Regions from separate parts of the Homo sapiens genome. Here region 1 is linked to region 2. A link is a contact called in ENCODE Hi-C or POLR2A ChIA-PET data. All regions are on one chromosome and are shown on one strand. Each heading gives the region's core, a stretch centred on a gene start or an enhancer-like site at or near the end of the contact. The rest is flanking DNA. Distances are from core to core; before and after follow the strand shown.

The links. Hi-C counts contacts between places; a loop is a spot of excess contacts on that map. ChIA-PET counts read pairs that join two places held with the same protein, here RNA polymerase II (POLR2A). Pooled maps may share reads with other maps.
Region 1: a pooled map shows a loop between it and region 2 (4-fold over the local background). The contact joins two enhancer-like sites. A Hi-C loop is called at or near these places in 5 of 50 pooled maps. POLR2A ChIA-PET finds 5 or more read pairs at or near these places in 2 of 52 experiments (HCT116 and activated CD4-positive, alpha-beta T cell).

Annotation. Positions count from the first base shown.
Region 1 is chr12:75,912,459-75,915,181 of GRCh38, forward strand. No RefSeq gene overlaps it. Among named protein-coding and RNA genes, the nearest start is that of PHLDA1-AS1, 120 kb to the right of the region's middle. Within about 2 kb of position 1,378, at least 4 of the 41 ENCODE cell types and tissues checked have a DNase peak (open chromatin) inside an H3K27ac peak, as active enhancers do.
Region 2 is chr12:75,815,824-75,818,622 of GRCh38, forward strand. The region is part of intron 1 of LOC105369844 (a long non-coding RNA gene); the gene reads right to left. Among named protein-coding and RNA genes, the nearest start is that of PHLDA1-AS1, 210 kb to the right of the region's middle. Within about 2 kb of position 1,270, at least 2 of the 41 ENCODE cell types and tissues checked have a DNase peak (open chromatin) inside an H3K27ac peak, as active enhancers do.

The DNA.
Region 1 (2,723 bases), core at 128-2,627, 97 kb after region 2:
GCTTTATTCATAGTACATGTCCTATACAGGTGTAGCTTTTTTTTTTTTTTTTTTTTTTTTTTTTGAGATGGAGTCTCTTTCTGTCACCCAGGCTGGAGTGCAATGACGTGATCTCGGCTCACTGCAACCTCTGCCTCCCGGTTTCAAGCAATTCTCTGCCTCAGCCCCCCGAGTAGCTGGGATTACAGGTACCCGTCACCTCGCCTGGCTAATTTTTGTAGTTTTAGTAGAGACGGGGTTTCACCATCTTGCCCAGGCTGGTCTTGAACTCCTGACCTCGTGATCCACCTGCCTCAGTCTCCCCAAATGCTGGGATTACAGGCATGAGCCACCATGCCCAGCTAAGGTATAGCATTTTTTATCTTTTGTACTGTATTTTTACTTTTTAGGTATGCTTTTTATGTTTTGATATGTTTAAATGCACGAATACCATTGTGTTACAACTGCCTACAGTATTCAGCATAGTCACAGGCTGTACAGCTTGGTAGCCTAGGAGTGATAGGCTATACCATAAAGCCTAAGTGTGTAGTAGATTATACCTTGTAGGTTTGTGAAAGTGTACTCTATGATGTTTGGCAATCACAAAATCGCCTAAGGACGCATTTCTCAGAATGTATCCCCATCATTCAGCCATACATGACTTTACATAAAATACATACGCACATTTTTTAAATTAGTGACAATGTACAGATGAATAAGAAACTCATCTCGGCCAGGCATGGTAGCTCATGCCTGTAATCCCAGCACTTTGGGAAGCCAAGGCAGGTAGATCATTTGAGCTTAGGAGTTCGAGACCAGCCTGGCCAATATGGTGAAACCCCATCTTTACTAAAAATGCAAAAATTAGCCAGGCCTGGTGGCACATGCTTGTAGTCTCAGCTCCTCGGGAGGCGGAGGCAGGAGAATCACTTGAACCCAGGAGTCAGAGGTTGCAGTGAACCAAGATTGCACCACTGAACTCCAGCCTGGGCGACAAAATGAGACTCCGTCTCAAAAAAAAAAAAGAAAAGAAACTCATATTAATCTGTGTAACACAAGTTTGCCAAAGCCTTATAAAGCTAAGGGTACACATGGGAGTCAGATCAAGAGTAATTGCACCAATTCATTCACTCTTGTTTCTACCCACACACTTCAGGACCCCTTTCCAGAATTGCTATTTCCTTCAGATTGTTCTGTGAGTCACTAGGCAGTATCAGGTGTTATCAAAAATGCTGTCAATGTGCCCACTCCTTTTTCCTTCCACTCCCTCCCACTTGTGGGAGGCCTAAGCAGAGGTGACTGCGGAAGGCTGCAGCAGGGTGCTGCCCCTGGGCTTACACAGACACCACTCCTGAGGGGCTGCTGTTGTCCAGGTATTCCCGAGCCCTCACTTTGTGGCAGACATGCTGTGCCTAACACAGAAGTGGGAGGATGCACCCAGTGTCCGCTCTGAGCCCAGCCCAAGCCAAAGTAGCTATTTAAAACTCCCTGTGTCTGTAGTTAAGGGCTATTTAAAACTCCCTGTGTCTGTAGTGAGGCCTAGCGTTCTCCTTTCCATTAACCTCTCTGATAGGCCATATGAGCAAATCTGGCAAGCACACAAACATTCATTTTCAAGCAGGTGCAAGAGTCATGGAGTTTGTTCTTCAACTCAATACACTTCAGTGCACTTCTCAGTGCACTGACGATTGTGGCCTCTGAAAAGACTGTTGCCTGCAAATTTCACTAGCAGCATATGGGACAGTGATATGGTTTGGATGGGTGCCCCACCCAAATATCATATTGAAATGTAATTCCCAGTGCTGGAGGTGGGGCCTGGTGGGAGGTGGTTGGATCATGGGGCAAAGTTCTCATGAATGAGAATCATCCCCCCTTGGTTCTTTATACAGAGTGAGTTCTCATGAGATCTGGTTGTTTAGAAAATGTGTAGCACTATCCCCACCCACCCCCCCCATCTTCTCCTATTCTTTCCATATAAGATGCTGGCTCACACTTTGCCTTTCACCACAAGTAAAAGCTACCTGAGGCCTCTCCAAAAGCAGATGCTGCCATGATTTCTGAACGGCCTGCAGAACTGTGAGCAATTAAACCTCTTTTCTTTATAAATTACCCCATCTCAGGTATTTCTTTATAGCAATGCAAAAACAGCTTAATATAGACAGTATTCTGGTAGCAGGCAGGTACAGCTCCCCTCTGGTTAGAATCAAGATAAAATCCTCTATTAAGCACCTGACAAGAGACCCAGTATACCCTAGGTCTAGAACACCAGTTCAAAAGGGAGTCTACTACCTTTGCCAGATTCTTAAATCCTATTCCTGTGATATTGGAGATGCCTGTACAATATTCTACCAATTCACATTTTATGAACAGCTGTTGTTTCAGCAAAAGGAAAATAATTTCTGATATCCTTTACCCCAATTACCATATCCTTCAGGGCTAATCAGAAACAAAGTGCTTGCAGTAAGTAGGTTCTTTCATACACTTATTTTTATTGTTTTATGATTTAAAAATAGGTTTAATTATGGAAATCTCAAATATATTCTAAACTAGAGACTACAGTAATAACCGCCCTTAACCCATCACCCACCTTTGACAATTATCAATCCCAGACCAATCTTGTTCATCTCTATCCAGCTAGTCTTCCTCTCCCCTCATACCCAACCCAAACAATGACTTATTTTGAAGCAAATCCAAACATCACATCATATCATCCACAGATGCATTAGTATGAAGCTCTAAAATAT
Region 2 (2,799 bases), core at 20-2,519:
AATAAGGAAACTGAGGCCCAGAAAGGAGAAGGGACTTAGAGCCACACAGTGAGTCAATTAAAGTCATCAAAGGGGTATGCTTAGTAAGTACCAGGGCCAGGGCTCCTTCTAGCTCCGCTATATCTCCCAACCTAACTGGCAGACTGAGTCATGTGAAGCTCTAGGATGGACAAGGACTAAACAAGTTCAGTGCAAGGCAGGGAAATCTGATCTCACAAGAAGGGGTTGGATTCCTTAAAATGGGGCTTAAGCCAAAATCCAAAAAGGGTCTCCAAGACCATTTTAGGCTTGGAGTATCAACTGAGTTTTATGATTGGCTAAGTCCAGATGGCACAAACAACCACTATTTCAAAATGGGCTGTTCGTCTACTGGTTCTGACCAGTTTTCTAAAAAGTGGATGCCCCGCAAGTGCTGCAGCTCCTTCTGTGGGGCCTGACTTCTCGCTATCTTGCAATTTCCCTACTCTCCCAGCTCAATGTTCAATAGAACCTCACTTCCAATAAGCCCAGGACTATGGCTCTTCTGATGTTTTGCAATTGGCTAGATATAAAAATAAAATTGCACATAGAACATCTTGAACAAGGGTCAACTATCTTCACACTTTTTAATTTAAGTAAGACTTTCTGTTTGATGGACTCAATATTTAACGTGTTTTTGCCTGAATAACCTCAACATTGGATAACCTGAACAAACACTTCTTCACAGACCTTGTTTCTAGGTACTGTTCCTCACTAGAAGGAGCTAGGATTCCTTGGAGAGAGGAGGGCCAGAGCAAAGCAAGACAAGAAGGGTCTGGAATATCTTATACAAAAAAGTGTACAAAAAATGATGAAGGCTATGTCAAAAAGACTTAGGGCCAGCTTCAAGGGTACCTATTGGCTAAATTTGGGACAATTTAAGCTTCAACAAGAATTAAATGGCAGCATTGGATCTAATTCACTGAATAAAAATAAGAATCCAGCTAATCAATGTAGAAGAAGTAATAATAGTTGGTAAGTCAATCATCTTTTTTAAAAGACATCATAGTAATAACTGATTTTATCAAGATTCATCAACGGATGCTAAAGCTATAGGGTAAAAGTTTGAAGAAGACAGGATATTAAATAGTCTCAAAATATCTTCCTGTAGATTATAAAGAGAAATGGTAGTCTTCTAGTGGAGATACCTAGCAATCACCAGTTTATAAAAAGTGATCAAAGTTAATGTCATCAGTAATGTGTGCCTCTAGGTGGTGATATGTTGTTAAGGACACAACATCATTGTCATGGTATGCTTGCCAAAAGTGCATAATCTGAACTTAATGATGAGTAACCCTGAGGCAAACCCAAATCATGTGACATTTCTACCAAACGTCTGGCCTGTATACTTCAATAATGTCAATGTCCTGAAAAACAAAGCTAAGGAACTGCTTCAAATTAAAGGAGATTAATGAGCCATGACAACTAAATGCAATCTGTGATCCTGAATTGGATGCTGGTTCAGGGAGAAAACAAACAATTACAAAAACATTTTTAGGGCAATTATTAAAATTTGAGTATGATCTATATATTAAATAATAGCATGTATCAATGTTAAACGTCCTGAATTTGATGTTGGTACTATGGATCTATAAGGGGAAAAGGAGTATGATGTTTGAAACTAATACTTGAATGGGAAAGGAGGGAAGAAGAGAGAATATAAAAGAAAATGAAGAAAAGGTTAAAACAGGCAAATTCAGATGGGTTTAGAGAGTTAGTTCTTGGTACTACTCTTAAAACTTCTGTAAATTTGAAATGATTTTAAGTTAAAAAGTAAAATTTAGAAACTCTCCAATTTGAAGGGATCCTAATGCAGGTAGCAGGTAGGAGCAAACAAGACAAGCTCAAACTGACAATTTACAAGTCAAGAATTATTTAACTACAGCTCAAAGTTCTAGGCAGAAAGAAATGTATATTAATTTATTCTTTAAGAAAACATTCATTGAATAATATTAATAATAGTTAATATTTGTAAGCACTTTGTGTGGGTTACTTGGTTTCCATGTTGCAGCAGATTGCATTTTCTAAATATAAACATATTGAACTACATTCCATCCTACATGCTTTTCTTAAAATGTGATGTTTACAACTTACATCAAGAGATGGGGTATACTTTTCTTTTTCTTGAACCTGAAAAGGCCTTTAACTACTTTGACCAATATAATAGCATGGAAGAGATGGTGCATGACTTCTGGGGCTAGGCCATAAAAGGCATAGAAACTTATCTTGTCTCTTGGATTGCTTGCTCTGAGAATGAAAAGAAATGGTTATGCAAAAAATGCAATGGGGCCGGGCGTGGTGGCTCATGCCTGTAATCCCAGCACTTCGGGAGGCCAAGGTGGGCAGATCAAGGTCAAGGCCGAGGAGGTCAAGAGATCAAGACCATCCTGGCCAACATGGTGAAACCCTGTCTACTAAAAATACAAAAATTAGCTGGGCGTGGTAGCTTGTCTGTAGTCCCAGCTACTTGGGAGGCTGAGGCAGGAGAATCGCTTGAACCCAGGAGGTGGAGGTTGCAGTGAGCCAAGTTCGCGCTACTACACTCCAGCCTGGTGACAGAACGAGACTCTGTCTCAAAAAAAAAGAAAAAATGCAATGGGAACACACTGATGAGAGAAGAAATAATGTCTGAGTAAAGCTTCAAAAACAGATCTATTATGAGATCCCTCATTTGCCACATGAACCAGTGAGGGAGCTGCTGCAGGCCTACATGAGCCTACCAAACAAGCAGACACCCCTGCCTCACCTTTCCCTAAACATAATTATATTCTCTCATTGTGT